2 separate regions of the Homo sapiens genome follow, and region 1 is linked to region 2. The links are chromatin loops, found by intact Hi-C in ENCODE. Cell type or tissue: HepG2. All regions are shown on one strand. Links, peaks and the distances in the headings refer to the core of each region. The heading gives the core; the rest is flanking DNA.

The links. Hi-C counts contacts between places; a loop is a spot of excess contacts. Peaks named below come from ENCODE experiments on the same cell type or tissue, not always from the same donor. Only the 100,000 strongest peaks of a DNase experiment are listed, where the experiment ranks them.
Region 1: it touches region 2 in a loop (11-fold over the local background); 2 of 110 quality-filtered maps call a loop at or near these places.

Annotation. Positions count from the first base shown.
Region 1 is chr10:84,604,336-84,619,974 of GRCh38, forward strand. No RefSeq gene overlaps it. Among named protein-coding and RNA genes, the nearest start is that of CCSER2, 280 kb to the left of the region's middle. In HepG2, for the core only: CTCF peaks have their summits at 9,239 (motif pointing right) and 9,575; a DNase peak (open chromatin) is centred at 9,216.
Region 2 is chr10:84,368,056-84,383,694 of GRCh38, forward strand. CCSER2 (coiled-coil serine rich protein 2) reads left to right here. Exons shown (of 10, transcript NM_001284240.2): 2 at 2,959-4,414; 3 at 5,564-5,760. The coding sequence starts at 2,998. Among named protein-coding and RNA genes, the nearest start is that of CCSER2, 47 kb to the left of the region's middle. In HepG2, for the core only: a CTCF peak has its summit at 7,061 (motif pointing right); a DNase peak (open chromatin) is centred at 7,066.

The DNA of each region.
Region 1 (15,639 bases), core at 4,696-12,695, 240 kb after region 2:
CTGGAAGCAGCATTGCTTGCTTCTGATATGGCATTATTACAGGTGCTGGAAAGGCGAGGAAGCTTGGAGTCTTGAAAACTCTTGACTGCTTTGGAGTGGAAAAAGGAAAAATGTCAGAAAAGTTGGAGTGATGAGGATGTCAGTACATACTAGGTGCTCAATAAACATCCAGTGAAGGTGGAAAGGAGAGCAGTTTTGTCAGAGGAGATAAAAGGAGCTGCCTGTTTACAGCTTGACACCATCCTGAAGGGATTCACACATGCTCATGGGGGCTGTAAGATGAACAGTTTCATGGGAAAATGAGGCCACTTTCATCAAACCCACAGCACCCCCTCCCCTCTGCTCTCTTGGCAGCTGTGTGGTCCCTTCTGCATCTTCACTTCTGCTCTGAGCTTTAAGGTGGCTCTTTAAAAAGGCTTCAGGGCATCAATTAGAAAAGGGTTTGCGGGCTCAGGTAGGGAAAGAATTTCTGCACAAAGCAGGAGAATTGGTCTCATAACTTAATCCATCTGGAACTAGAGAGGAAAGAAAGCATGGCTTCTGCAAAGACGGAAGAGAGACTTTCCAGCCCAAGAAGGAGAGCCATTTGTGCTTAAATATTTTCTGAATCTTTGGAATGTGTCAAAAGGAAAAAAAATCTGCTGTAACTCCATTGTCTGATTCTGTGAGTGGAGCTTTGCATCTTGTCTTCGCTGGAACAGAGACTGCTGAAATCCAGGAATGGAGAGACCTGGGGCTATGAGGAGCTTTTGCAGAAAAGGATGGGCTTCTCCAAGTGCTCCCCAACCCAGGCTGCACACATCTACTCTGCTCATCCAACACCTAGGAAGCAGGTATGGGTTAGAAATGGCAGAACCGGCCGGGTGCGGTGGTTCATTCCTGTAATCCCAGCACTTTGGGAGGCTGAGGCGGATGGATCATGAGGTCAGGAGATTGAGACCATCCTGGCTAACACGGTGAAACCCCGTCTCTACTAAAAAATACAAAAATTAGCCAGGCGTGGTGGTGGGCGCCTGTAGTCCCAGATACTGGGGAGGCTGAGGCAGGAGAATCACTTGAACCCAGGAGGCAGAGCTGGCAGTGAGCTGAGATCACGCTACTGTGCTCCAGCCTGGGTGACAGAGCGAGACTCCATCTCAAAAAAAAAAAAAAAAAAAAAAAAAGAAAAGAAAAGAAATGGCAGAACCGCATCCACCTGGGAAAGGATACGCCTTTCCTTTAGTTTGGAACTTGTTTCCAGGAGATGCCTGTGCGAAATGGTGCCAGGCTCCAGCTTGGCTGGGCTTTCTTCCTGTTCTCTTTGATAGGGCCAACCAATATGTAGCTGCCCTGAAATTTGAAAATCTGGAACAGATAAAAAAAATCTGAGCAAGATTTTTTTAATGGAAAATTTCCCAAACTGCAAAATGAAACTATTAAACTTGTCAGAGAAAGTGTGAATAAAGAGCTTTCTAATTGAAGGGAGAAATGGCTTTGGAGTGACATTTACAAACATGGGAGAAGGAGAGAAGTGTAGATGTCGTTGAGGGACAATCATGGAGCTCCTTCCGCCCTGGAGCTTGTTACCATCTTTCTTTATGTGCTGGTAGTGGCGGTGCTTGTGTTGATGTTAGTTTGCTGCCCCGCAAAGGTGATGATGTCATCTTATCCCCAGGCCTTAGAAAACCCAGTCTGGGGTGATTCAATAGTGCTAGTTGCCCAACTGTCTTCTTAAATGAGGCAAGGGCCAAGATAGTCACTAGATGATTCGAGCCCTCTGTCCATTTCTCATGTGGCAGAGACCCTGCTTATTTTTCCTCTCCGGGTCTGCTTTGAGGCCTGGTTGTGGAAAGGGGGCTTCTAGGTAGCATAGAGCCAAAGCATTCTCTTTCTGAAGTCCATAGTTGCCTTGGGAGAGGGCATGTGATGGGGACAGTCTGTGAGTAATTGAGATTGGCTAGATGACAAAGCAGGCAGTCTCCTCCCATTTGACTTCATAGTCTAAATAACCGTTGTTCCTTTTAACCCCACTGCAATGACTTAGTTCAGGCTAGAACTTTTATAAGAACCTTTATATAACTTAGGACTTTTTGGTTGTAAGTAATAGAAACTAAACTTGCAACCTTAACAACAAAAAAGAAATGCAGAAATGTATCAGACTCTCCTTCCAACCTCATGGAATGGGAAGGAACGCCTAAAGTTGGACTTCCAGAATGGACCCAGAGACAAAGGCCGTGCAGAGTCCAGACAGTTCTCACTGGTGACCTCTCTTTGTTCCCCTCTTTGCTTCTTAATTTCTTGCAGAATAGCTCCCTCTATGCCCTAGTCAGCCTAGCAAGTAAAATCACAAGCTTCTCTTTTTTCCTGGGTTGCAGACCAGTGTCCCCAGGGAGATGGAATTCACCTTTTTTTGGTTCCCGATGCCAAGTTCCCAGGAGTGGAAGTCATTGGCCATCTCAGGCCAGATTCCCAGGCAGGCCTGAGTCTGCAGAAGGCCCTGGGAAACCCAGTTTGCATAAATTCTCATTTCTGATTTCATTTTCTGATTTCTGCACCAGGGCAGAATAAATATATACCTCTTACTCCACGGCAGATTCCTACTAAAGTGCTGAGTGGCTGAGCACACAAAATGCCCATTGCAATCCCCAGTGGTCCTTCTGCCTTGGCACTCTTTCCTGCACTGCCACAGGCATCTCTCTAAGACCAAGCCTGTGCTTAGGGGCCTAGCTGGCTCTATTTGCCAAAAGGAGGAATTTCTACCTCCCTGGCACTGCCGACAAGGCAGTTCAGCTCTAAGCATCTTACTTTCTGGCCAAAGACCTCAAATGCCCTCCTTGTGTGTTTGCTCATGCTGTTGGCTTTGCGCAAAATGCAAACCTTTCTCTCTTCTGTTTGATCACTCTTCATCTTTCTGGAAGCCCGCTCAGACACAGCTGTTTGTGGGCAGCCTTCCCAGGGACAGAAGCTACTCTTCCTCTGCTATCCCATGGGACAATGTGCAGATCTCCCCACTAATCCAATGTGGTGTCAGGTGCCCCTCTCTCCCAATGGAACTTGTTGTCTAGGCGGGGCTGTCCCCTCTAGAAAGTGCTTACATGTTTGTTAAAGCAAGAAATGAGTAGACAGGTGCAGTTGTTACAGTGTCACTTGTGGTCCTGGGTGCCAAGACAGGGCTAGGAGAGTTTTCTGATTAAAACTCAGAGGTGAAGCCTGTCACCCAGCAGGCTTATGTTTTAGGACTGGGTTTGGGTTTGGAGGTTGCAGAGCTGAATGCTGCAGACCAGCTGGGGAAGGAAGGGTCGGCTTCAGGCTGTAGCCTGTGCCTTCTCCAGGGAAATTCAGGCGACGTGAGAATGGAGAACTGGAGGGCAGACACAACAAACCCGGCTGCCCACGCCGGGAGGAGGAGTTTTCCCCAGGTGCACTCCCTCTTGCTGTGAGGCTCCAGCCAGCTCTGTGGAAGGGAGACTTGCTCCAGCCCCATGCCCTTTGAAGTGTGCATGAAACTGGGCAGTGTGAGCAGTTTTCAAGCCACGCTCAGGTTTTAAATATTTTTGCCCCTCATTGTAAAGCGATGCATGTCTATCGTGGAAAAGTTGTGAAATACTGAAAAGTCAAAAGAAGAAGAAAAGGCACCCATCAGCCCCTCATCCAGGAATAACCCCTAATTAAGCAATTGGATTTTCCTTTCTGGCTTTTTTCTGTGAATTTCTTCACAATGTTGATCTCATGTTATGATGACCACATTGTGTCCTTTGTTATTGTTGTTTGTTTTACATATAAGCATTTATTTCTGTGGCCATGAAATATAATTTTTAAGGGTTTTGTAATATTCTATTTCTGAGCAAGTCACAATTTGCTGAACAGTTTTAGGCCGGGATTTTAAGTATGTTCACAGCAACGCAACCACCCTTGGGACATGAAGAAAGGGTGGTGGTGGTCAGGACCACGCTGATTCAGGAGGGTGCCCGGAGGTGGCCCAGGATCCCACAGCATCTGGTTATGCCCTGACTGTGACTAAGAATGAAACCAGATGAAAGAGCTGACACAGAAGAAAAGGTACAAATCTGGGTTACAGGAGGATGTAGGTTTGCATTCTGTTTGTCAGTTTTACTGGTTGCAGGACTTAAAGCAAGTTATTCTAGCCTGCTGGGCTTCAGTTTTTTAGTCTAAAAAATGGGGTGATAAATAATTGACTCAAAGGATTGTGCTAAAAACATAAAGTATATCATAGGCAACATGGAAGTGTTTAAATATATAACTAAAAATACACTAAATATGTAATATGTGCTGTATGGTATAATTTCATCCTATATAAATAGAATATAGAAAATATGGTGTAAGCCCTGGAAAACAGATGTAACTTATGTGAGAGAATATAGAAAGGCCTCAGAACAGTGTTTAGCACAGAAAATAGGTCCTAATATCTGTTAGAATGAGGAGTGCTCCTTTTTGACTTAGCTGAAATGATGCATGAACAAGCTTGTTTGGAATCACTGCTGTTTCATGGACCAAATTTAACAGAGGAGGAAGGCCAGGAAAGGCCAAGTCAGTGAGCTTGGCAGTACCTGACCTCGTCTGGTCATTTCTCTGCAGAGCTAACTCAAGCTCTCAGCTGCTTTGTTGAGCAGGGAGAGCATTTGATGGTTTTTCCCAATTTCCTCAAACCCATGACCTCCCATTTCATTTTCCAACTGGCCATTTTCAAAGACTGAAATTATGGTTTTGTGTTTTGCTGTTGGCTCTCTGAATTGCAGAAAAAGCTTTGAAAAATGTACTAGCTTCTGCCTGGTGGCAGAGGAGCTGGGTTGCCCTGGCACACACTAGAGGGATTATCTGGAAAATGAACACACCATCCACTGGAGTTCTCCCAGTGAAATGTCAGGCATTCAGGAATTCAGCCAGATTCCACCTGAGAGGGGGACACATGGAAAGAGCTGGGCTTCCAGACTTCAAAGTACCCCAATCTCAGGTCCCTGTGGGTGGGGACTAGTTAGAGGTGTGGCCTGAATTATAGCTTCATCACCTATAACTGTTAGGTCCTTGAGCAATTCACTTATCCTTATTATAGAATGGGTACAATGCCACCCACGTAGTAAGGTTGTTGTGAGGACAAAGTAAGACTACATATGTAACATGTCTAGGAGAATTCCCTTTCCTCCCATTTCCTCCTCTCTCTGCTCAAGATGCATTCGCAGTCTGTCAGCACTAAGCTTTCACACACTTATGCACACAGGCACATATGCACTCAATGTATGCATACCTAGGCATGCAAACACACATACACATCCATACACAGGCATACATACACACAGGTGCATGCACAGGCACACACATGCACAGACGCAGCATGCATTCCTAGGCTCACGCTCACACACATGCAAACATGTACACACCCACATGCAGAGTTACACGCATGCATGCACACACACATGCAAAGTTACATGCAGGCACACAGACACATTTATGCCCTCAACAAATGCATACACAGGCATGCATGCACACAGGCACATACACAAGCACACACATGCATAGGTGCAAACATGCATTCATAGGCTCACACAAATGTGCACATGTGTGTACATCACATGCAAACTTACATATGTGCATGCACACACATGCATATATGTGCCCACGCCCTCATTGATCTAGTCAGTTCCCTAGATATGACATGAAATTTCGCCTCTGTGTGCCTTTGAAAGCATTCTTTCCTCACTAGGAAAATTATCTTCAGTTCTTCATCAGAAAACTCCTCTCCATCTTGTCTGATCCACAAGTGTCATGTCTTCTGTGAAGCATCTCCTGCCTTCCCTAGACAGAACTATTGGTTCCTTCTTCATTTCCCTAGGAACCTGTGAGCAGATTGAAGGGATATCTCTTACTCATCTTTGGATCCCCAGCATCTGACACAGAATTAGGGCTCCTGAAATGATTACTGAATGCTGAAAGGGCAGGGGCAAATTCCATTCCATCAGGTTCCTCGGTCTGTGATCCTTTTAAAGAGGTTTGGGGGCCAATTTCTGGGGAGAAGTGCTGTTTTAGTAGCCCTTAGAAGAAAGACAGGTGTCTTATAGGAGCCAGATTCAAGGCTCGACAGGTGGAAGGAAAGCAGAAGAGAGGGAAGAAATGTTTTGTGCCCAGGATTCTGCCAGCTCAGGCATGCCTGGGACCAAGGACACAGCCTGGGGAAGTAGGGAAAGAGGACAGGAGAGAGGAAGGAGGAAAGAAAGATAGATATATGGACCCATAAGTAGGAAATATCATGCCAGGTGTCCTGTGAGAGTAAGATGGTAAGAAAGGAGATCTGCCCCTTGAAGGTGGGGGATCTGGCAGGTTCAGACAACGGCAGGGAATGGGAAGGAGGTAGGGTGATAGGCTAGAAAGTAGAATTAGTGGTTCTTAAAAGTTTTGGTCTCTTGGCACTTAAAAAAATTTTTGGAGCTCCAAAGAGTTTTTATTTATGTGGGTTGTATCTATCAATATTTACCATATTATAAACTAGAACTGAAATTTTTCAAATATATTTATGAATTAAAAAATAAAATAGCATAATACTTGTACATACGATAATATTTCAAATAACTATATTCTACTTCAAAAGATTATTGAGAAGAATAGCATTGTTTTATATTTTTTTCAACTTTTACAAATGTCTGGCTTAACAGAAGACAGGTTTTCATTTCCATCTTTGCATTCAATTGAATAGATTCAATAAAGTTTGAGCCTACCTTTTCATCCTCCAACAATTATTTCAGGTGCCGCTGTCAATCTGTTTGCATTCAATCTGTTGTGATATTCCATGCAAGTTGCCTCTGGAAACCCCTCTCTAGGCTTATGCAAGAATGAGAATGAAGAAGCTAGATTGTACTTAGTATTTTTATGCAAATAGTTTGCGTTTACAGACTCCATGGAAGGGTCATGGGTACTTCCATGGGTTTCTGAAACACACTTTGAGAACCACTGGCTGAAATAACATAAAAGTTCTGGTATTTGGAAGTTCTCACTTATAAGTGGGAGCTGAACAATGAGAACACATGGACACAAGGACGGGAACAACACATGCTGGGGCCTGTCGGCAGGTGGGGTGTGGGGAGGGAGAGCATTAGGAAAAATAGCTAATGCATGCTGGGCTTAATACCTAGGTGATGGGTTGATAGGTGCAGCAAACCACCATGACACGCATTTACCTATGTAACAAACCTGCACATCCTGCATGTGTACTCAAGAATTTAATTTTTTTTTTTTTGAGATGGAGTTTTACTCTTGTTGCTTAGGCTGGAGTGCAATGGTGAGATCTCGTTTCACCACAACCTACACTTCCTGGGTTCAAGCGATTCTCCTGCCTCAGCCTCCTGAGTAGCTGGGATTACAGGTGCCCACCACCATGCCCAGATAATTTTTTGTATTTTTATTAGAGACGGGGGTTTCACCATGTTGGCCAGGCTGGTCTTGAATTCCTGACCTCAGGTGACCCACCTGCCTTGGCCTCCCAGAGTGCTGGTATTACAGGTGTGAGTCACTGTGCCCGGTCCTTACATTTTTAAAAAATAAGTCCTGGTATTTTTTTTTTTTTTTTTGAGACAGAATTTCACTCTTATTGCCCAGGCTGGAGTGCAATGGCGCAATCTCGGCTCACCACAACCTCTGCCTCCCAGGTTCAAGCGATTCTCCTGCCTCAGCCTCCCAAGTAGCCGGAATTACAGGCTTGCGCCACCACACCTGGCTAATTTTGTGTTTTTAGTAGAGACGGGGTTTCTCCATGTTGGTCAGGCTGGTCTCGAACTCCCGACCTCAGGTGATCCATCCACCTCGGCCTCCCAAAGTGCTGGGATTACAGGTGTAAGCCACCGTGCCCTGCCAGGTCCTGGTATTTCATTGCTTTCTTTTTCAGGTGGAGCTTTACAGTATGTCTTAGCCTTGACCTGTGGAAAGGCAGACGTGCTGCTGCAGCCCTGGCTTGGCTGCTACCTGAGGGCCCTCGTGAAGCTCTGGGTCCTGGCCATGCTGTGGTGGCTTCTGGCTATACAGATAATGAGAGGAGGTGAGCAGCGGTGGGAAGGGAAGAGGAGGGGGCCCTGAGAGGGAATCAGGAGCTGAGCCTGAATCCTGAGGTCTAGGAAGGGCTGTGTGTCCCGGGGGGAGCCACTTCCTCTCCAAGAGCCCCAGCCCTTGTCTGCAGCAGGGGGTTGAGTAGATACCTAAGGGTCCTCCCAGTTAGACAGATGCTGAGATTCTGATCCGGAGTCTCACATAGCCCTGTTGTCCTGTCTGCTTTTGGGAAGGAGCTTCCTCCTGAAGGAAACTGACCATGACTATGCGAGTGGCCAGGCTCCCACTCTTATCATCCATCTGCTTCATATGGCAATAGCTTGATCGTCATTTCTTTCATTACCAAAGTATTAAAATATGTAACAATAGAAAAAAAAAGAAAAATGACAGGAATAAGCATTATAGTCCTCTTTCCTAGGGACAGCCCCTGCTGACACGAGGGGGAGCATCTTTCCAGTCTTTGTCTTGTGCTTATAGTTCATGCTTTATCTTTGCCAGATCATTTCTTCTTAAATACAGCGTTATAACGTGACTTTCAGCAATTGAATAACGTGAACGCTTTATTCTAGCATTCAAGGCTGTCTATCTTTACAGACTTGTCTTTTACGCTTTCCCTCTCTGTGTCTCTCACTCGCACTCTTGCTTCTCCCCAAATGAACCCTGTCGATCCCCTCTCATGCTGTAGAAGCCATCTCCCGGGGCTTAGCACTCCACCTCTAAACTGAATCTATTCTGTGACGCTGGGAAATTCTGACTTAATCATTCCGCACCTTGCTTCCTTGATTACTCCACAGTATCTTTTGTGTTCCTGATCTTATGTCATTTCTGAAGGCTTACCGTATCCTCTGGCTGTCTGTCCACTCTGCTTGTGTGTTCCCACAGCTGTTATTCATACCTTAATCGGCACCTTTCTCACTGTATTGTAATTGTCTGCATGCTTCTTATTTAACGCCAGTTCTGGAGCTGCCCGCAGTGTTGCACGCTGAGTATTTGCTGTCTGGGTTGAGTGTGTGTGTGCGGCTGGTCAGATGCCAGGCGCTGTCTGTGTCACCCAGTGTGTGCACATGGTTGGTTACTTGGGTGTCCTGCTAAACCATGAGCCCCCTGCAGGCAGAGTCCACACAGAATGGATCCATTCCCATTTGTAGGGCTGGGAAAAGCTCCTCCTGGCAGGGCTGGGTAGACTCTGGCCTGTGACGCTTAGGGCTGGCTGAATTCAAGACCACAAGATGTCAGTGTTGTCTCAGCCACAGAGGAACAGCCAGGGCTGTGGCTCTTATGCCTTGCCTAGGTAATTCTGTGAGTTGGGCAAAGCCCAATTTAAACAAAATATGTGTGTCTGTGTGTTATCTTTTGCCCTGTCTTCAAATCCAACAGCCAACAGAGTAGGTGGCCAGTGAATTCGTTGCTGATCATGGGTCTTGTCAAGGTACAGAGGCAACGTGTCTTTCTTGGGGGAACTGGGGGACTGCCATTCTCAGCTCTGACCTCCAGTCAGCAAGTCCAAGGGCACCGCCAGGAGCAGCACCCCTACTGGTGGTGGATGACAGAATGACAGAATTTCTGAGTTCTCACTTCTAGCTTGGAATGTCAGAAGGGTGTTGAGCAGGAAATCAGAAGGGCTGGGTCTGTCCTGACTCTGCCCCATGAAGGATTAAAAACTCAGGAAAGGCACATGATTCTCCAAGTCTCCAAGCCGCATTTTCCCCTAGATGGGCTACCTGGATTAGCAGTGAGCTACCTGATCCCCAAGGCTGTGGCTTCTGCATGTGGCCTCTAATCTATTTCCAGGTGAATGGTTACAAAGCCGTCTTCACCCTGTATCTTCGCACATGACCTAGTTGCAAATCTGTTAGTGGCCAAAACCAGCATCAGTGTTCTCATGGATGTTCTGCTATTCATTCAGTAGCAGATGAAATTCGGATTACTTTAAAAGCAATTTTTAAAAAAAATTTTGAATGGAAAAAAGTAATTTCCAGTAAATATGTTAATTTTCCTTGAACTTGTTCTTAGCAAAACTTTTTCTGTCCTGGATGCTCTCCGTAGGCCCTCTTGATTCTATTCTGGATCTTTTTTTTTTTTTTTTTTTGAGATGGAGTTTCACTCTTGTTGCCCAGGCTGGAGTGCAATGGTGCGATCTTGGCTCACCGCAACCTCTGCCTCCCGGGTTCAAATGATTCTCGTGCCTCAGCCTCCTGAGTAGCCAGGATTACAGGCATGCACCACCACGCCCGGCTAATTTTTGTATTATTAGTAGAGATGGGGTTTCTCCATGTTGCTCAGGCAGGTCTCAGACTCCTGACCTCAGGTGATCTGCCCTCCTCGGCCTCCCAAAGTGCTGGGATTATAGTCATTCTATTCTGGATCTTAATGCCATTCCAGAAAGCCAAGCACCTTAAGGCTTCACAAATATTCTGATTTTGCATAGACACTGTTGAAAAGAGCATCTTTATAATAAATTCCAAATTGATTGTATTATTTAATATCTTCTAAAGACATCACAATGACTTATTGATTTTTTGAAATTAAAATTAAAAACAAACCTACACAATTGTTTGTAATTCACCAGATGTCAGGATCTGGGATCTGCTGAAGCCAAAGCCTCATTTTAAAATGTTGAAAAAACATTTCAATGAAAAATCAATAAAATATATGACAGTAATGAAAAGATGAATAATGATCTGAAACAGACCCTTCCCTTTGATTCAATGTTATACAAAAACATTGAAAGCATCCAAAATGTAACTTGACTATAAGGTTAAAGTTGGGATTGGGAATGGGTAGAAAAGATATGGCAGAGGGAAGGAGTGCTTACTTTCCAGGTACTGTGTTAAGCACTCAAGTTCCCCAGTTGTTTACAATATATTTGAAATATGAACATATGGACTTATTTCTGCTGCTGCTATAATAATTCCTATTCACATAGTTAGATTCCCAGTGTCCCAGGTCTCATCTGCACAGCTGTAGCTGACTTGGGGAAGAGGTGACTCTAACAAGCTTGTGAGGCTGGAATAAATACATCAGTACCATGGTAGTACTCATATGTCACTTGCTTACATGCCAGTTATTCTTCTAAGCACTTTAGTTATATTTTAATCCATTTGATTCTTTTAGCAGCCTATAAGGACAGATTTACAATGATTGTTACTCCCATTTTACAGCAGGGAAAAATGTGGCTCAGAGAAAGTTGCTCAAGGTACACAGCTAGCAAGCAGCAGAGCCAGGATTTGAACCTGGGGAGTACATCTCCAGAGGCTGTGCACTTGACTACTCTGCTATGCTGAGTAATATAACCATATTACCTCTGTGGAAAAAAATAGCAGCATAAATGAACTCAGAAATTGGTACCAGGAAGCATGACATTGCTATAACAAATAGCTGACCTGAAAATGTAGATGCAGGTTTGAAACTGGTTAGAGGCTGGAAGAGTTTAGAGGTGCATGCTAATAAAAGTCTAGATTTGCTGTGGATGAAGCGTCAAGGGTGCTTCTGGTGAGGGCTTGGGAGATGAAAAGAGCCACAGAGAGAGCCTTGTCTTCTTAGAAACTATCTGAGTTGTTGTGATCCAGATGCTGGTAGAAATATGCACAGTAAAGGCCATTCTAATGAGGTCTTAGATGAAAGTGAGGAATGCCTTGCTGAAAACTGGAGGAAAGGCTATCCTTGTTAAAAAGTGGCAAATAACTTAGCTAACTTGTGTCCATGTACTAGTACCTTGTGGAAGACAAAATTTAAGAGCAATAAAATAGGTTATTTGGTGGAAGAAATCTCTAAGCAAAGTGTTGAAGGTGCAGCATGGCTTCTCTTGACTGCTTATAGTAAAATCTGAGAAAAGAAAAATGAATTAAACGAAGAATTTATAGTCAAAAGGGAAGGAGAACTTAAAGATTTGGAAAATTCTCAGCCTGGCTATGTAAAAGGAAAAATAAAAGAAAAATGAATTAAAGGAAAAATTTATAATCATCAAAAGGGAAAGAGAACTTAAAGATTTGGTATTCTTAGCCTGGTTTTATAATGGCAAAACTGCAATTACTTTTGCACCAACCTAATGATTTAAAAGATTGTTCAGGAAAGAATACCAAGGGTGTGGCCAAGTGAATGTTTGATAAAGTCATTAGCATGGATAGAAGAAAGCCAGATGCTATTCATCAAGACAATGGAAGAGTGATCCAAAATACGTTTCAGAGCTCTTCCAGGCTGCCACTTCCATCACAGGCCTGGAGTACCAGGGCCTTGAGGGCAGAATAGTTTCAAGAGAGGGGTCCAGAGGTGTGAGGCTTCAGGGCTCACTGCCCAGGGCTGCCTCAAGTCTCTGCTACTTGTATTTGAATGCAGTGCTTCTTGGCCACCCCAACAGTGGCTCAAGTAGGCCCATGTGGGGCTTGAGCCACTGTTCCAGAGGGCACAAGACAGTAAGCCTTGGTGACATACATGTGCATATGTACAGAAAATAAGAGCTGTGAGAGCATGGCTGCCTCTATCTAGATTTCAAAAGATGCCTTGGAGAGCCTCAGAGCCCTGGCAGTGAACTGCTACAGAGCAGAGCCACCACAGAGAGCTAGGACAATGCTTAGTGGAGCTGTGGGATTGGAGTCACTGCTACAGTGGGTTCTACAAAGACTTACAAAGAGCCGCCAGTGTGCAACACCACCCTGGGAGAGCTGCAGGCACCTGGCCCAAACTCTGAGAGCTGCTGTATAGGTGACACCTAGCAAAGCCATGAGGGTAGGGCTCCCTGAAACTTTGGGGGCTGAGCCCCTGCCCCAGTGTGTCCAGAAGACAGGACATGGAGTCTAATGAGACTGTTCTCAAGCCTCAAGATTTAATATTGTTTGCCTTGTTGAGTTTTAGACTTGCAACCGGTTACCCCTTCCTTCTTTCCTATGTCTTCCTTTTGGAAAGGGAATGCCTATCTTATGCCTGACTTGCCATTGTGTTTTGGAAGCATATAACTTGTTTGATTTCACAGGCTCCCAGTTGGAGGGGGAATTTGCCTCAGGATGATCCATCACTTGAGTATCACCTATATTTATTTAGATGAAACTATGGTCCTTAGACTCTGATTTGGTGCTGGAATGAGTTAAGACTTTGAGGGGATAAGAGATGGAATAAAGGTGCTTTGCATGTGAGAAGGACATGAATTTTGGGGGCCAGGAGAAGAATGCTGTGGTCTGAGTTTGTCTGCCAAATTCACTTGTTGAAACATAATTGCCAACCTGATAGTATTAAGAGGTGGGGCCTTCAGGAAATGATTAAATCGTCAGTGTGGAGCCCTCAAGAATGGAATTAAAATGTCAGTAAAAGAGATTCACACTGCATTTAGCCCCTTTTGCCCTTCTATCCTTTCTACCATGAGAAGGCGCAGCAACGGATGCCATCCTGGAAGCAGAGAGAAGCGCTTACCAGGCACAGAATCTGCTGGTGACTTGATCTTGGACTTCTAAATCTCCAAAACTGTGAGAATATAAATTTCTGTTATTTATAAATCATCCAGTCCCAGATTTTTTTTTTTTTTATAGCAGAAGGTACAGACTAAAACAAGCATGCACTTGGATGCTTGGAAACAGAAATCCTTCTGTTTCTGCCAAATCCCTAGTGCCCTAGGAGAAGCTGGGTGATTCCCTTCACAGGTGAAGGTCCCTTACCCTTCTTCAAGCCTTTGCACATGCCTGGTGGACATGCCCTCTCTTATCATTTTTTTTTTTTTCTGTTTAGGCTCCAAAATCTAGGGAGAAAGCTATAAAATCAGGGAGGTGTGTATGTTTGTGTGTGTGTGTGTGTGTTTGTGTGCATGCATGTGGATGTGTTTTGGGGTGTGTCAGGAAAGGCTTCCTAAGGAGTTGACATTATAGTTTAGCTGAAAGAGATAAACAGAAGATAACTTGGAGGGGAATAGGTTTGGGGACAGCTGGTGAGGTTAGAGGGTGAGATTAGGAAGGGCTATGTTGTACCAGCAAATGGGGAAAACACTGCAGACTTGTGAGAATGTGGAACAGTTGCATGAGTGTTAGTAATTCAGTGTCAATGATAATATCCAAAAATTTATAGTGAGCATGTGTCGAAGATTAATTTAACACATTAAAGAGGGAACAGGCAGAATGGTAAAGCTGGTTCAAAGAAGAATATGAGAGCTGAAAGCATGTGATCAATAAAAGAAAAGATGCTGAAATAAGACTGGTACATTAGATATCAAACTGGTTAATATTCCACATGGCAATAAAACTATGCTATAGTTTGTATATTTGTTCCCTCCAAAATCTCATGTTGAATTATAATCCCCAGTATTGGAGATGGAGCCTGATGGGAGGTGATGGGATCATGGGGGTGGATTTCTCATGAATGGCTTAGCGTCATCCCCTTGGTGTTGTCCTGAAGATACAGAGTGAGTTCTCTCGAGATATGGTTGCTTAAAAGCACGTGGCTGCCAGGCACGGTTGCTCATGCCTGTAATCCCAGCACTTTGGGAGGCTGAGGTGGGTGGATCACCTGAGGTCAGGAGTTTGAGACCAGCCTGGCTAACATGATGAAACCCCGTTTCTACTAAAAATACAAAAAATTAGCTGGGCATAGTGGCGGGCACCTGTAATCCCAGCTACTCAGGAGGCTGAGGCAGGAGAATCGCTTGAACTCAGGAAGCGGAGGTTGTGGTGAGCTGAGATCACGCCATTGCACTCCAGCTTGAGCAACAAGAGCAAAACTCCATCTCAAAAAAAAAAAAAAAAGTGTGTGGCACCTTGCCCTATCCCTTGCTCCTCCCTTGCTCCTACTCCTGCCATTTGAGGTGCCTGCTCCCCCTTTGCCTTCTTCTACGATTGGAAACTTCCTGAGGCCTCCCCATAACCAGATGCTAGAGCTGTGCTTTATGTACAGCCTGCAGAATCATGAGCCAATTAAACCTCTTTTCTTGTAAATTACCCAGTCTCAGGTGTTTATTTATAGAAATGCCAGAATAGCCTAATACAGAAAATTGGTACTGAGGAGTGGGGCACTGCTATAAAGATACATAAAAATGTTGAAGTGACTTTGCAACTTGGTAACAAGCAAATGTTAGAGGATTTTGGAGGGCTCAGAAGACAGGAAGATGAGGGAAAATTTGGAACTTTTTAGAGACTGATTAAATGGTCGTAACCAAAATGCTGACAGTGATATGGATAACAAAGTCCAGGATACTGAGGTCTCAGATGGACATGAGGAACGTATCAGGAACTAGAGCAAAGGTCACACATATTATGCCTTAGCAAAGAGATTGGCTGCATTGTGTTCATGCCCTAGGGATCTGTGAAAGTTTGAGCTTCAGAGTGATGATTTAGGATATGTGGCAGAAGAAATTTTTAAGTAGTAAAGCAGTCAAGATGTGGCCTGGCTGCTTCTAACAGCCTAAACTCAGATATAGGAGCAAAAAATGGCTTAGATTTGGAACTTATATTTAAAAGGAAAGCAGAATGTATCAATTAATTAATTAATTATTATAAGTTTGGAAAATTTGCAGCCTGGACATGTGGTAAAAAAAAAAAACCTATTTTCAGGGGGAAGAGTTCAAGTGCTAAGGCACTTGGCTCCCTTTCAGTTACACATATATTTCTAGCAAGTGGTGGCAAACTATATTATAGT
Region 2 (15,639 bases), core at 3,445-11,444:
CCTCAACTCAGTATAGGGACTTAGAAGTTGGCAGATCCTGGTGATGCCTCTGCCTAGGTTTTGAAGCCTCTGTGCTCGGGATATTTTTCCTCAACTTTTGTAGGGCATGGCAAATCAAATTTTTTCTATCCAAACTAGAGGTATTTCTTAAAATTTTCAAGTTTTTTAGTTCACATTTCTTTCTCACTACTGCTTCCAGGCAGTAATCAGGCTGCCAGTCATACTGTACCATACAGAATTTTTTTCTGTCCGCTACTTTTTAAACTTTATAAGTTCTTAGTTTAAATAGTTTTTTGTATTACAGTGTGTAACTGATAGGTTTTCTGCTGAAAAAAACCACATACACACAAATATATATATATATCTCTTAGTTGTTGGTAACAGGACGTTCTTTAGTCTTTTTTCACTCTATACTTGAACATTTGTACGATTTTCTAAATATTTACTTTTGACATAATAACATGTATTATAGGAACTCTACTTCTTAGGCCAGGGTTGACTTGGAATCAGTTGTTTTAAAAATAAAAAAAAATTCTCATGACTTTAGTAATTAAGGTTTTTCGAATGTCTTCTAGCTTTTATAAAACCATGTATTTTTTTAAAAAAATAATATGTTCTTTAATTACCTTTTATTTCACTGGCTTTAAGGGAACAGGTGATTTTTGGCTGCATGAATGAATTGTGTAGTGGTGAAGTCTGAGATTTTAGTGCACGTGCCACCCGAATAGTATACATTGTACCCTACTACATTGTGTAGTTTTTAAAAAATCTCTCATCCCTCTCCCATCATCCCCCTTTCTGAGTCTCCAGTGTCCATTATTCCTCTCTGTATGCCTTTGCATACCCATAACTTAGCTCTTAATTACAAGTAAGAACATGTGGTATTTGGTTTTTCATTCCTGAATTACTTCAGAATAATGGCCTCCATCTCCATCCACGTTGCTTCAAAAGATATTATTTCATTCTTTTTTATGGCTGAGTAGTATTCCATGGTGTATTTTTTTAATTCACTCATTGGTTGATGGGTACTTAGGTTGGTTCCACATCTGGCAATTGTGAATTTTGCTGTGATAAACATACATATGCAGGTTTTTTTTTTTTTTGATACAGTTTTCCTTTGGGTAGATACCCAGTAGTGAGATTGCTGGATCAAATGGTAGATTTAGTTCTTTGAGAAATCTACATACTGTTTCCCATAGAGGTAGTACTAATTTACATTACCACCAGCAGTACCTAAATGTTCCCTTTTCATCACATCTATGCCAATATCTATTGTTTTTTGACTTTTTAATAATAGCCATTCTGGCTGGGATAAGGTGATATCTCATTGTGGTTTTAATTTGCACGTCCCTGATGATTAGTGATGTTGAGCATTTTTTTTTCATGTTTCTTGGTCATTGTATACCTTCTTTTGAAAAATGTTTGTTGATGTTATTTGCCCACTTTTTGATGGGATTATTTTTTTCCTTGCAGATTAGTTGGAGTTCCTTATAGATTCTGGATACTAATCTTTTGTTAGATGCATAGTTTGCAAGTATTTTCTCCCATTCTGTGGGTTGTCTGTTTACTCTGATTATTTTTTGCTGAGCAGAAGCTTTTTAGTTTAATTAGGTCTCATTTATTTTTTTGTTGCATTTGCTTTTTGTGTCTTAGTCGTAAATTCTTTGCCTAGACCAATATCCAGAAGAGTTTTTCCTAGGTTTTCTTCTAGCATTTTTATGGTTTCATGCCTTGGATTTAAGTCTTAAATCCATCTTGGTTGATTTTTGTATATGGTAAGAGATAGGGATCCAATTTCATTCTTCTACATGTGGCTATCCAGTTTTCCTGGCAACATTTATTGAATAAGGCGTTCTTTTCCCAATTTTCATTTATGTATGCTTTGTCAAAGGTCAGTTGATTGTATTTGGCTTTATTTCTGGGTTCTCTACTCTGTTCCTTTGCTCTATGTATGTACTTTTATACCAGTACCATGCTGTTTTTGTTACTATAGTAGCCTTGTAGTATAATTTGAAGTTGAGTAATGTGATGCCTCCAGATTTGGTTTTTTGTTTAAGATTGTTTTTTGGTTCCATATGAATTTTAGGATTGTTTTGTCTAATTCTGGGAAAAATGATGTTGGTATTTCGATACAAATTGCATTGAATCTGTAGACTGCTTTGGGCAGCATGGTCATTTTCATGATATGGATTCCTCTAATGCATGAGTGTGGGATGTATTTCCATTCGTTTGCATTGTCTGTGATTTCTTTCAGAAGTGTTTTGCACTTCTCCTTGTAGAGATCTTTTACTTCCTTGGTTAAGTATACCTAGGTATTTTATTTTATTTTTTTGCAGCTATGGTCAAAGGGATTGAGTTCTTGATTCTCAGCTTAGTCATTGTTGGTATGCTACTGATTTGTGTACTTTGATTTTGCAACCTGTGACTTTACTGGATTTATCAAATCTTGGAATCTTTTGGAGGAGTCCGTAGGATTTTCTAGATATATAATCATATCATTGGCAAACAGAGATAGTTTGACTTCTTCTTTTCCAATCTGAATGCCTTTTATTTCATTCTCTTGCCTGAGTGCACTGGCTGTGGCTTTCCATATGTTCTTATTTTTAAAGGAGAGACTTTTACCCAAAATGAAAAAATTATTTGGATTGGAAATTGGAAGAAGTACTCTGTAAGTATTATTTTTTACATAGTCAAATTTGGTGGTTTAATTTTATTTCTAGATTTTGCTGTCATTCATAGCATACATTTATAAAAGTTTATAAAAATGTTCTTTATTTTCTTCCAACATAAAGTTATTAATTTAATTAGTGCATTCGGTATTTGCCAGGAGTTCTGTAGGAATCATGAGTAGCTTTTGGGTTTTTCTGCGTATAAAAGTGTAAGTATCATATTATGTAATAATTCATGTAATTATCCTTATTTAGGAATGTTTAATGTACTTCTTTTTTCTCTTCACAGATTCTTTCAACTTTTAAGAACAAATGCACCTTATAGCTCATGGAAGAAAAAACACAAATCAAGACATTTTTGGGTTCCAAGTTGCCAAAGTATGGAACAAAATCTGTAAGAAGTACATTGCAGCCAATGCCAAATGGGACACCTGTTAATTTATTAGGAACTTCCAAGAATAGTAATGTCAAAAGTTACATCAAAAATAATGGCTCTGATTGTCCATCATCTCATTCATTTAATTGGAGGAAAGCAAATAAATATCAGCTTTGTGCACAAGGTGTCGAAGAGCCTAACAATACTCAAAATTCACATGATAAAATAATTGATCCTGAAAAACGTGTTCCTACTCAAGGAATGTTTGATAAAAATGGGATAAAGGGAGGTTTGAAAAGTGTTTCTTTATTCACATCAAAGTTAGCAAAGCCATCCACTATGTTTGTGTCATCTACAGAGGAGTTAAACCAAAAGTCTTTTTCTGGACCATCTAATTTGGGTAAATTCACCAAAGGCACATTATTAGGAAGGACTTCATATTCTTCGATCAATACTCCAAAATCACAGTTGAATGGATTTTATGGAAACCGATCAGCTGGTAGCATGCAAAGGCCTAGAGCGAACTCCTGTGCCACCAGAAGCAGTTCTGGAGAAAGCTTAGCTCAATCCCCAGACAGTAGTAAATCTATTAATTGTGAAAAAATGGTAAGGTCACAAAGTTTTTCACATTCCATTCAGAATTCATTCCTTCCACCTTCATCTATAACCAGATCACATTCCTTTAATAGAGCTGTGGATCTTACAAAGCCTTATCAGAACCAACAGCTATCCATTAGAGTGCCTCTACGGTCAAGTATGCTAACAAGAAATTCCCGGCAGCCAGAAGTACTCAATGGGAATGAACATTTGGGGTATGGATTTAATAGGCCTTATGCTGCTGGTGGAAAGAAGTTGGCTTTACCAAATGGCCCAGGTGTAACTTCTACTTTAGGTTATAGAATGGTTCATCCCTCTCTACTGAAATCTAGCCGATCTCCATTTTCTGGGACTATGACAGTTGATGGAAATAAAAATTCACCTGCTGACACATGTGTAGAGGAAGATGCTACAGTTTTGGCTAAGGACAGAGCTGCTAATAAGGACCAAGAACTGATTGAAAATGAAAGTTATAGAACAAAAAACAACCAGACCATGAAACATGATGCTAAAATGAGATACCTGAGTGATGATGTGGATGACATTTCCTTGTCGTCTTTGTCATCTTCTGATAAGAATGATTTAAGTGAAGACTTTAGTGATGATTTTATAGATATAGAAGACTCCAACAGAACTAGAATAACTCCAGAGGAAATGTCTCTCAAAGAAGAGAAACATGAAAATGGGCCACCACAGGATATGTTTGATTCCCCCAAGGAAAATGAAAAAGCCTTCAGTAAAACTGATGAATGGATAGATATAAGTGTCTCTGGTAAATATTACTTACCTTAAGTTTTTTTGCTTTCTTTTAAATAATATAACTGAACTTACATTTAGGATTATCTTCAGATAGATTTCAAGATATTATCAGTTTCACGGAGGGATAGATCTAGACAAAATTGAGGTGGGTTAACGTTTATTTTCCTGTGACTTTTGCTCCATACCCCATTTTTCACCCTATCCAAGACAATATTAATAAAACCACTCTTAACCTTTGTTGTTCTTTGGCTGTTATACACAGCCTATTCCTGCTTAGTATATGCAGTGCTTCTAAATGACTTCCCCTGCTTACCTCAACCAGTGTGGTATGCCATTAAACAAACCATCTCTTCTCTTAGGATAGCATTTCATTGCTATTTGTTAAGAGTAAAGCTGTACCAAAGGGTACAATGAGATAATATAGGTTATGTCTAATCTCACGGATTTTTTTATCCTAGAAAATTCTTCTTGTTTAGCAATTTTTTAGATACACTTCCTGAGAGAGCTTTATTTATTTATTAAACTGAAGAAAGTGAAATAATACCTGTTAAACATTTCCTCTTATGTTTGGTTATCCTGTTACTAAATGCTGGATAAAATGTATTTGGTATTTGTATGCCCATATACCTGAATAAAGAACAACTAAAGGGATTAGATATAGACATGTGGTATAATCAGGGGACTAGATCGTGCATAGAAATGCATGTACAAACCCTTGATTGTCTATAGGTCTTCTAAAAGAGACTGCCGGAACAAGTTTATTTCCTTATAGGGAGGCAATTATGAGTACCCTACATTATTTAATCTATGAAGTTAAATAGTGTACACAGAGGAAAAGGAGTTTCCTGGCCAGTGTTTAAAAATAAATATCTTGGGAAATATAGGAATATGAGGGTTTATTTACATTTTTGGAAATATTACAGAAGTGAAAGATGACTAAATGAATTTTCTTTTCCTCTATTAGAAAATATTTCAGTAGGTTATTTTAAAGATTTTGGCTCTTGATGTTTTTATTGCTTAGGATATAGAAAATGCTACAGTTATGAGTGCTTTTTTTGAGCCAGCTTTTTTGCTATGATATATCAAATTATTAGCACTTATATTTTTAGGACACGAGAAACAATTATATTTTTGTGAATCAGTAACCTTTTTTCTCTTGAAGACAGGAGTGAATGTACAAAACATACTTCTGGGAATAATTTGGTTTCACCAGATACAGACTACAGAGCTGGTTCTTCGTTTGAACTCTCTCCATCTGATAGCTCTGATGGAACATACATGTGGGATGAAGAAGGCTTGGAACCCATTGGAAATGTCCATCCAGTTGGGAGCTATGAGTCCTCTGAAATGAACAGCATAGTATGTATGGATTTATATACTCTTGGAATATTTTGTTTACCCTACTATAGAGAGACTTGTGATATGATTGATTTTGTAAAAAATTTATGAATTAACTTTACTACTTTGAGAAATGGAAATTCATATTTGTTAAGAGCCTATAAAATATCTGACTCTAATATGAAATAAAGCATGGAGAATATATGACATTTGACTTAAATATACTCAACATGTTTACATATATATTCCTCATACATATGTGCATACTATATTAGTAGTTTAATCTATGCCAGTGGTTCTCAAAGACTGGGGGAGGAGGTCAATGACTGGAGGTGGTTTTGGTTGTCATATTGATGAGTGCTTCTTGGCATCTAGTGGGTAGATGCCAAGGATGTTGTTTAACATCCCACAGTCCACAAGACAGAGACCACAATGAATTATCTAGCCTAAGATGGCAGTACTGCTGCTGTTGAGAAACCTTGGCCTGTGCTATACTGAGGTAACATTGAAGTGCCAACTCTCAGTGGGATAATACAATACAAGTGTATTATTTTACTCTTAGAAAGTTTGTTGTGGGTCTGGACAGCTCTCTAGGGCAGCTGTCTTTAGTGATCTAAACTACTTTGATTTTGGGGCTTGACCATCTTTTGAGGTCCCTTCTTTTCACTATGGCAGAGGAAGAGAGTGCCAGAGGGTCTCACACATATAATTACTTGCATTGGCCTGCAGGCAACACTTGGCACTTCCGTTCATGATCTGTTGACCAGAACTAATCATGTGGTCCCATCTGAGTACTAAAGGGACAGGAAGTGTAATCTTTGTGTGTGCCTGGAAGGCAAGGGAATCAGCTATGGGCAAGTGTTAGAAGACCTGCCATGAATTTATATGTGCATATTTTAAGAAACATGGCAAGTAATGTGGATAATATGCCATATGGGTAAAGTGTAATTGGTATGTTTAAAGTGACTCATTGCAGTTATTCAGTATATAAAATACGATTTTCCAGTAGTTGTATGGGAAAATTGGTAGTCTGTGGATATATTAAATTCCAAGTGGATTTCAGGCAATGTAATTTTCTATACTCCTATAAACCTTTTACTTAAGCCATTGTTAACGGAGGCTTAAATTGCACAAACATTTTTTTTAACCGTTGTCAACACCTTGCATACAAACATTTAATTTAGAGACAGTGTCTTCATCTCATTAGATAAAGGAGGCTCAGAAAAGATAACAGTTTAAGACCTTATATGCTGTCTTACTAGGAGTTTTAAGGCAAATATGATTGAAGTGCAAATGAAAAAGGTGTCCAGCAGATGGCAGCAATAAACCACTTAGTACCTGACAGTTTTTGGAGGCTAACCACCTTGATTCAGTTCATTGTTCCTGTAACTAATCACAAAATAGCTTTCTGTCAAAGATTTCAGAATGCATCTGGATTAACTGTTAGTCCTTAAGATCCATGAGTTTCCTCCTTGTTCAGTAGGTTTATGTCTATTGGTATGGGAAGAAAAAAACATCCATTCTGTGCTTTGGAACAAGATGGTGTTTCTGTCTTTCTCTTCTGATCTAAGGAGAAGATGACAAAGTCTGAGAAAGAATAGAGAGTTGATGGCAAAAGTTGAGAACCATGTGTTGAGTTCTCGTACAGTGATGTAGGATTTACCATTTTTGCTCTGAAGTTACGTGAATTTTTTGTTTTGTATAAATTTTAGGCGTGTACCTGTTCAGAATTGTTGGTTTGTTTTTTTTTTTTTTTTGGTGAATTGGACTTTCCATCATTACTTAGTGATCTTCTCTATCTCTAACTATGCTTTTTGTTTTCACACTCCTTTTTTTCCAAATATTAATATACCTTACCAGTTTTATTTATATATTTTCTCTTCTTTTACTATCAGCCTTTTTTATGTATAGCAAATAGTTTATTATTTTAAAATTTTCAGTTTGTCTTTTTCTTTTGACTAGTGAGTTTAATCCTTTTATGTTTGTATTGTTATACTTGGACTGTATTTACTCTGCCATCTTATTATTTTTATTTAAATTGTCTTGCTTTTTTTTTCTGTTTCTTTTTCTTTTTTTTTTTTCCTACAGTGGTTCAAAGTAGTATCTCTTACTTAACCCCTCAAGACCTTTAGCATATTCTCACTTTTCTTGTCTCTGCAACACTGCTTCTACCAGTCCAGGTAAAGATAAGGAGCTTTCACTAGAATGTACATCAACTGTGTCACTTCTAACACAGTTTAGTTCCACCCACTGTTCATTTCTGCTGACATTGTTTTTGTAGTAAGTCTTCCTTTTTGAAAGAAACAATGTGTTGATATACATTCTGATGCAATCTCCTAATCATGTCAAGGATCCCAACAAATAGTTTGTAGACTGATTACTTTTCATAACACCAGTCTAGAATCCTGGCTATTTATTTGTTTACATGCTACCAGTATTATGCAGAGGTCTGATTTACGTACAGTAAAATGCACAAATCTTCTGCAGACAGACCAGAGAATTTTGATAAATTTGTATGCTTGTTTGACAATCATCCATATTAAGATATAGAATACTCCCATCGCTCCAGAGTGTTCCCTTTCTGTTCCTTTCAGTCAGTCATTCTCTTACTCTGCAATCACTGTTGGTTTCGGTCACTATAAATTAGCTTTGACTGTTCTTGAACTTTATATAAATGAAATCATAAAGGTGCTGGTTTATATCTAGCTTCTTTTCATTAATATTATGTATTTGTCAGTTGTAGTTTCTTTACTCTTGTATCATATTCCTTTGTGTGAATATACTACAACTTATCTTATTGTTCATGGGCATTTAGGTTGGTTCCAGTTTCTGGCTATTAGAGTATTGCATGATTGTGAAGATTTTGATATATGTTTTTTTGGTGAACACTTATTCATTTTTGTTGGGAAAATGTGTAGGAGAGAGATTCCTGGGTTATAGGCTATGCTGATGGATAAAGATGCTGTCAGTGTTTCAAAGTGATTGTGCCTGTTTACACTCCCCACTGGCAGTAAATGAACATTCCGGAAAATTCACCTTCTTGTCTATTCTTGGTGCTTTCTGCCTTTTTGCATTTTTGCTATTTTGTGGGTATAGTAGTATTGCATTGAGATTTTGTCTTGTATTTTTTGATAACTACTCACAGAGCACCTTCACATATGTTTATTGGGCCATTAGGATATATCCTCTTCTGTGAAGTGTCTTGTGTTGGGTTTGTTTTCTTAATGATTTGTAAAAATTCTTCATATTTTTTGACATAAATATTTATTTTATATCAATATGTAGATGTTTGTATTCATGTGTATATTTACATTTTATATATGTAGAGTGTATTCTTTACTGTGAGTTGCTTTTGAAATCTCTTAGTGTCTGTTGATATAGAACTTACCAATTTTGATATTGTCCAGTTTTACAAGTTTTCCCTTTACCGTTACCACTTTTTAAAAAACTGTTTGTGAAGTCTTTTCCCACCTTAATATCATGAATATATGTTTCAATGTTTTGCTCTAAAAGCATTATTTATTTTTAACCTTTTACCTGTAGGTCTCTAGTCCCCATCTGGAAATTATTTTTCTGTATGGTGTGAGATAGATGTCACGATTAATTTATTTTAGTCATCTTTCCCCCACTGTACTTCAGGGTCATCTTTGTCATAAATCAGTGACTGCATATATAAATATTTCATTGCATAGACAAATATTTCTGTTTATTTTGTCAGTTATATGTTATTTTCATTATCGTAGCTTTAAAATAAATTTTGCTGCCTGGTAGGGTAAGTCTTCCAGCTTTGTTCTTTTCCAAGATTTCTGTAGCACTTCTTAACCTTTTGTATTTCCAATTAAATATTAGAATGAGCTTGTCCGTTTCCAGGAAGGACCTGCAGGGATTTTGAATGGGATTGCATTGAATTTATAGATGATTTTGGAGAGAATTGACATATTTATGATGGAGATATAGTCCTCCATTAATTTCAGACTTTAGAAATACTTCTTGCTAATGTTTTGTACTTTTCTATAAAATGTTATGCATGTTTGATTTTGACACTGTAAGTGGTACCATTTTTATAATTTTATGAGTTTTTGTTGTATATACAAATATACCTGATTTTTATCATGTATATTGGACTTTTCTAATAACCTTGTAAATTCATCTACTAGTTATAATAATTTGCCTTTGGATGATTTTGGAACTTGTATATACATTCTATAATCATACCATTTGCAAAAAAGTTGCCTCACCACCCCAGCGCTTGCCCTATTACACAAGTTAGGACCACCAACGTGATGTTGAATTGAAATGGTGATAGAATTTCAGAGAGAAAGCCTTAATAGTTCACCATTAAAGTTTTTGGGAGTTGAGAGGGAGTTTAATCAGAGTATGGAAATTCTCTTTTATTTTGTTTGCTGAATTTTTGTTGTGAATGAATATTAAGTTTTACCAAATGCTTTCTCTACGTCTGTTGAGATAATGAAGTTTTTTTTGTGTTAGTGTGGTAGATTGCATGGCTTGATTTTCAAATAGTAAACTACCTTTCCATTCTTAGAATACATTCACTTGGTCGTGATGTATTATCTTTTCAAATGTTGTTAAACTAGATTTTCTAATTTTTATATTTTAAAATTATTTTTTAAAATTAAATTTTTTTTTTTTTTTTTTTGAGACGAAGTCTCGCTCTTCTCACCCAGGCTGGAGTGCGATGGCGCAATCTTGGCTCACTGCAACCTCTGCCTCCCAGGTTCAAGCGTTTCTTCTGCCTCAGCCTCCCGAGTAGCTGGGATTACAGGCGCCTGCCATCACGCCTGGCTAAATTTTGTATTTTTAGTAGAGACAGGGTTTCACCATGTTGGCCAGGCTGGTCTCGAACTCCTGACCTCAGGTGATCCACCCGCCTTGGCCTCCCAAAATAGTGGGATTACAGGCATGTGCCACCGCGCCCGGCCTAAAAATTAATTTTTAGAAAAGAGATAGGGTCTGTCTCTTTTTGTCCAGTCTGGCCTTGAACTCCTGGGCTGAAGTAATCCTCCTCCCACAGTCTCCCAAGTAGCTGGGACTACAGGTGCATGCCACTATACCCAGCTCTGCTAATAGTCTATGTTTTTGCATGTATGTTCATGAGTAAGATTGTTCTACTCTGTAATTTTCTTGTTTTTCTACTTGTTCTTGCCATGTTTTGGTATCAAGATCATGCTGGCTTTATAATGAGTTGAGAAGTGTTTCTTATTTTTCTGTCCTTTGAAAGAATTTGTGTACAACTAATGTGCTTATTCCTTAGGTATGTAAAAGAATTTGCCAGAATTCAGCCTTCTGGACCTGGAGTTTTCTTTATGAGAAGGTTTTTAATAACAGTTTTAATTTTTAGATATTGGCATATTAAAATTTGTATGTATATTCGTGTTGGTTTTTGAAAATTTGTCCATTTCATCTAAACTTGTCATTTGTTGGTGAAAGTTGTTTAGGATTATCCTCTTTTTAACATCTTATAGGGACGTCTGCTTTTCATTCCTAATACTGGTTATTGGTGTTTCCTCTCTTTTTCTTCATTTCCAAGAACCAAATTTGGGCTTTGCTGATTTTTCTATATTGTGCTTATTTTCTGTTTTTATTGATTTTGGTTTATATCTTTATTTCCTTTCTTCTACTTTTCTTTAGTTTAATTTGTTTTTTCTTTTCCAAAGTTTTTGACATGGAAACTAGATAATTGATTTTTAGCCTTTCTCCCTTCTCTGGCATATGAATGAATTCTCATAAAGAGAAGCCTTTATTATTTGGGAAAGAATGCATTCAGTAAACACCCTAGTAGTAAATATAGCAGTTAGTTCTTTTTATGTGCGTTGTTTTAAAATTGTGAATTCTAAGGCATGTTGTATAGGCCATTATCCTTAATGCATTTATATATCCATGAACAATATACAGTATGATTTTGTACGTATTTTACAACTTAGGTAAGTGATATGTAATATTCTACAGGTTTCTTTTTTAACTCAATTTTATGTTTTTTGTGTATATGTGTATTTGTATTGTAGTTCTAATTCATATTTATTACTTTATAATATTCTGTCATTTGAATATACCTGTATTTTTCTCTGTTCCCCTGCTAATCTACATTTCAGTTATTCTTTATTGCTAATAATAATGTCTACATGGTGTAGCAGTGAACATTCGGATTCAATTCTCTTTGATCATATAAGTCAGTTTCTTTAGGATATAAACCTAGCTATAGCGTTCCTAGGATATAAAACTAGGAATAGTGTATTTTCAACTTTAATGATATTATCAAACTTCTCCCTAAAATGGTCCTACCAGTGTATACCTTCCAGTAGAGGATGAGAATTTCTGTCACTTATCATCTGAACCCCATATGTCGTCATCTGACTTCAACATTTTAATCAGTCTGGTGAGTGTGAGATGATACATAATTTTAATTTACATTTATACTATTATTGATTTTGTCATTTTTTTCACACATTTTACTGGCAGTTTTGTTTCCTTTTATGTAAATTTTTACTTCAGTGATTTTTCAGTTGGGTTTTGCCATTTTTCTTATTGATATGGAAGAGTTTTTTATGTGGTTGGAATTTAATTCTTGTTAAATGTGTTGCAGTAATCTTCTCTGAGCCTGTTGCTTCTGTTTTGTTTTTTGTATCTTTTTACCGTTCATAGTTTTTGCTTTTGACAATTAAATCTAGTAATGTTTTACTTCATTGTTTTTGCTTCACATGCTCATATATGGCGTGTGTGTGTAAGACACCCATTCCCATCCTAAGGCCATAGAGGTATTTTGTTTACAGAGAGATGTTATTGCATAATGATTAAGAGCCAGGGCTCCGGAACAAGCTAAGTTAAAACTTCACCTCTGTCATGTACTAGCTGTGTCTCCTTGGATTCTCTGTGTTCCTTTTCTTTTTTTTTTTTTTTTTGAGACAGAGTGTAGCTGTGTCGCCCAGGCTGGAGTGCAGTGGCGCAATCTCGACTTACTGTAAGCTCCGCCTTCCTGGGTTCACGCCATTCTCCTGTCTCAGCCTCCCAAGTAGCTGGGACTACAGGTGCCTGCCACCACGCCAGGCTAATTTTTTTGTATTTTTAGTAGAGATGGGGTTTCACCGTGTTAGCCAGGATGGTCTCGATCTCCTGACCTCGTGATCTGCCCACCTCGGCCTCCCAAAGTGCTGGGAGTAATCCCAGGGCGTGAGCCACCATGCCCAGCCTCTCTGTGTTCCTTTTTAAAAAATATAGATGGTAATTGTACGCACCTCCAGGGCTGATGTTAGGAAGTACATGCCTGAATGGTATGACAGTCATGTGATTCCCTGGTGATACTGGTTGTTGTGTATTTTGAGTATCATCTCTCACTAACTCATGGGATTACTATGAACATTAAATGAGGTCATATATATAAAGTACTTATTAATGCCAGGGATATAACAAGAGCTCAGCAGATGTTTGTTATTTTGCTTTCTAATTGTTTTGTTTTACATTTAAGACTTCATCCGAAGTTGGTATTAGGCACAATAATTTACACTCATTAATATTCTTCCACAATATGCTTGGGGTGCTATGCAGAAAAGAGTTAATGTCGCAGGTCTAAGATTGCCTCTTCTTAGATAACCCGCTTGAAAGGTTGGCACTTGGCTGGTAAACAGTTCCTTAGAGTGCTATAAAACTTTTCATAAATGATAAGAGCACAGTAGGCTTGCTGTGCCTAAACTGTTTGCACAGATAATGTGATTTATGCTGACTACCTGCTTTCCTTTTGGGAGTCTAGAATTTTGATACATGCGAGGCAGAGGGTACCCACAAGACCATCCCCCAGTGAAACCTTGGGAGCTGAGTTTCTTAAGAACATCCACGGTGGGCCGGGCGCGGTGGCTCATGCCTGTAATCCCAGCACTTTGGGAGGCTGAGGCAGGTGGATCACCTGAGGTCAGGAGTTCAAGACCAGCCTGACCAATACAGTGAAATCCCGTCTCTACTAAAAATACAAAAATAAGCCGAGTGTGGTGGCACGTGCCTGTAGTCCCAGCTACTCGGGAGGCTAGGAGAATTGCTTGAACCCGGGCGGCAGAGGTTGCAGTGAGCCCAGATCATGCCACACTCCAGCCTGGGTGACAGAGCAAGGCTTTCTCAAAAAAAAAAAAAAAAAAAAGAACATCCGTCGTGGACAAGACTTTGCACTCTTTGCATGTATTGTCACAACTGGTTGCTGGAGGTATTAAGCACATCCTGTGTAACTCCATTGGGAGAGGACTCTTGGAAGCTTTCACCTGATTTTGCCCCATGTGACTTTTCCTTTCTTATTTTGCTTTGTATCCTGCTGGAATAAATCTTAGTTGTTAATATTACTGTATGCTGAATCCTTTGACTCCTTTTAGTGAATTTTCTATTTTGGGAGTGGGCTTGGGGACTCCTGACACAGGTACTGATATGAAGTTATCTTTCTTTACTTCATGATAGCATCTTTTTTTGTTCCTCATCTTTTATATTAGTCCTTTGAAATAGCTATGGACTACCTACTACCTTTGGTTTCAGACTAGGATGAATTCTAGAGGAGTTGAGTAAATTGGCACTAATAGGTTAGGAAGTAGTTTACTACTTGTTACACTCTCAGTCTCAGAATTTTTGAACTCAATAAACTTTTAACTGATATTTAACTTTCTTGATTAAATATAGCATTTTTTCTGATAAATATTATAATCATTGTATGTGCACAATCTTAGGCAAAAACATTTTTTTCTCTTGTAAACACAGTGAGCCATACTCAGAATCTTCTTTGCAGCAATGCTAGGACAATACAAGAGCTCTCATTGAAGAATAGTTGAACTACAATGTCATGATGATTGATTTTCTAACACTGAAATATTTAGGAGGTGATAATTTTAAATCATCACATGGAGTGCCTTTATTTTTGGAATGATTTTTATAGGAGGCCCAAAGAAGTGTTTGAATCAGATCATCACTGAAAGTATCTGGCTTTATTTTTGTTTTATCAGCCTTGCCTTATCTTCACATAGTGGGGAAGTTTAACTCCTTATTTAAATGAGATTCTTGTTCACTTTAAAAGGTAGATCCAAAAACTTACTTGTATGCTTTTGACACACCAACAAGTAGGTATGCCTTCATTTTCATGAGGCTAACACATTTTATTTACATTTTTTAATCTGTGTTTTACTAAGAGGAGAGCTGGCTAGATTTGGGTTTCTACCTTGTGACTGATACAGCTAGACTTTATTGAGATTTAAATGTCTGCTGAATGTCATAATATTCTTAGCAGTGTTTGCGTGGGTATATGAGTTCCCTAGATTATTTGCACTGAAATTTGGAATTTCTCTAGTCCAAAAATATGGAAGAAGAATATAAAAATATCAAACCTGGTTTATATTTGCCTTACTTGGTTTTGAGTTTTAGAATGAATTTAGGAAGTTTTTAATTGCTCTCTAATTTTGTATCTGTGACATTTTACTTCGCTTGGGTTATTTAACTCTAAGGAAGAGACCAGAGATGCTTTGATCTTTTTATTTATTTATTTATTTTTATTTTGAGATGGCGTCTCCCTCTGTCTCCCAGGCTGGAGTGCAGTGGTGTGATCTCGGCTCACTGCAAACTCCACCTCCTGAGTTCACGCCACTCTCCTGCCTCAGCCTCCCAAGTAGCTGGGACTACAGGTGCCCGCCACCATACCTGGCTGATTTTTTGTATTTTTAGTAGAGACGGGGTTTCACCATGTTAGCCAGGATGGTCTCGATCTCCTGACCTCATGATCTACCCACCTCAGCCTCCCAAAGTGCTGGGATTACAAGCGTGAGCCACCGTACCCGGCTGAGGTGCTTTATTCTTTCTAATGTGTATTCACATATACTATCTCAGGTGGTTGCACCTTCTCTACATTTTGCTAGTTTTTCACTT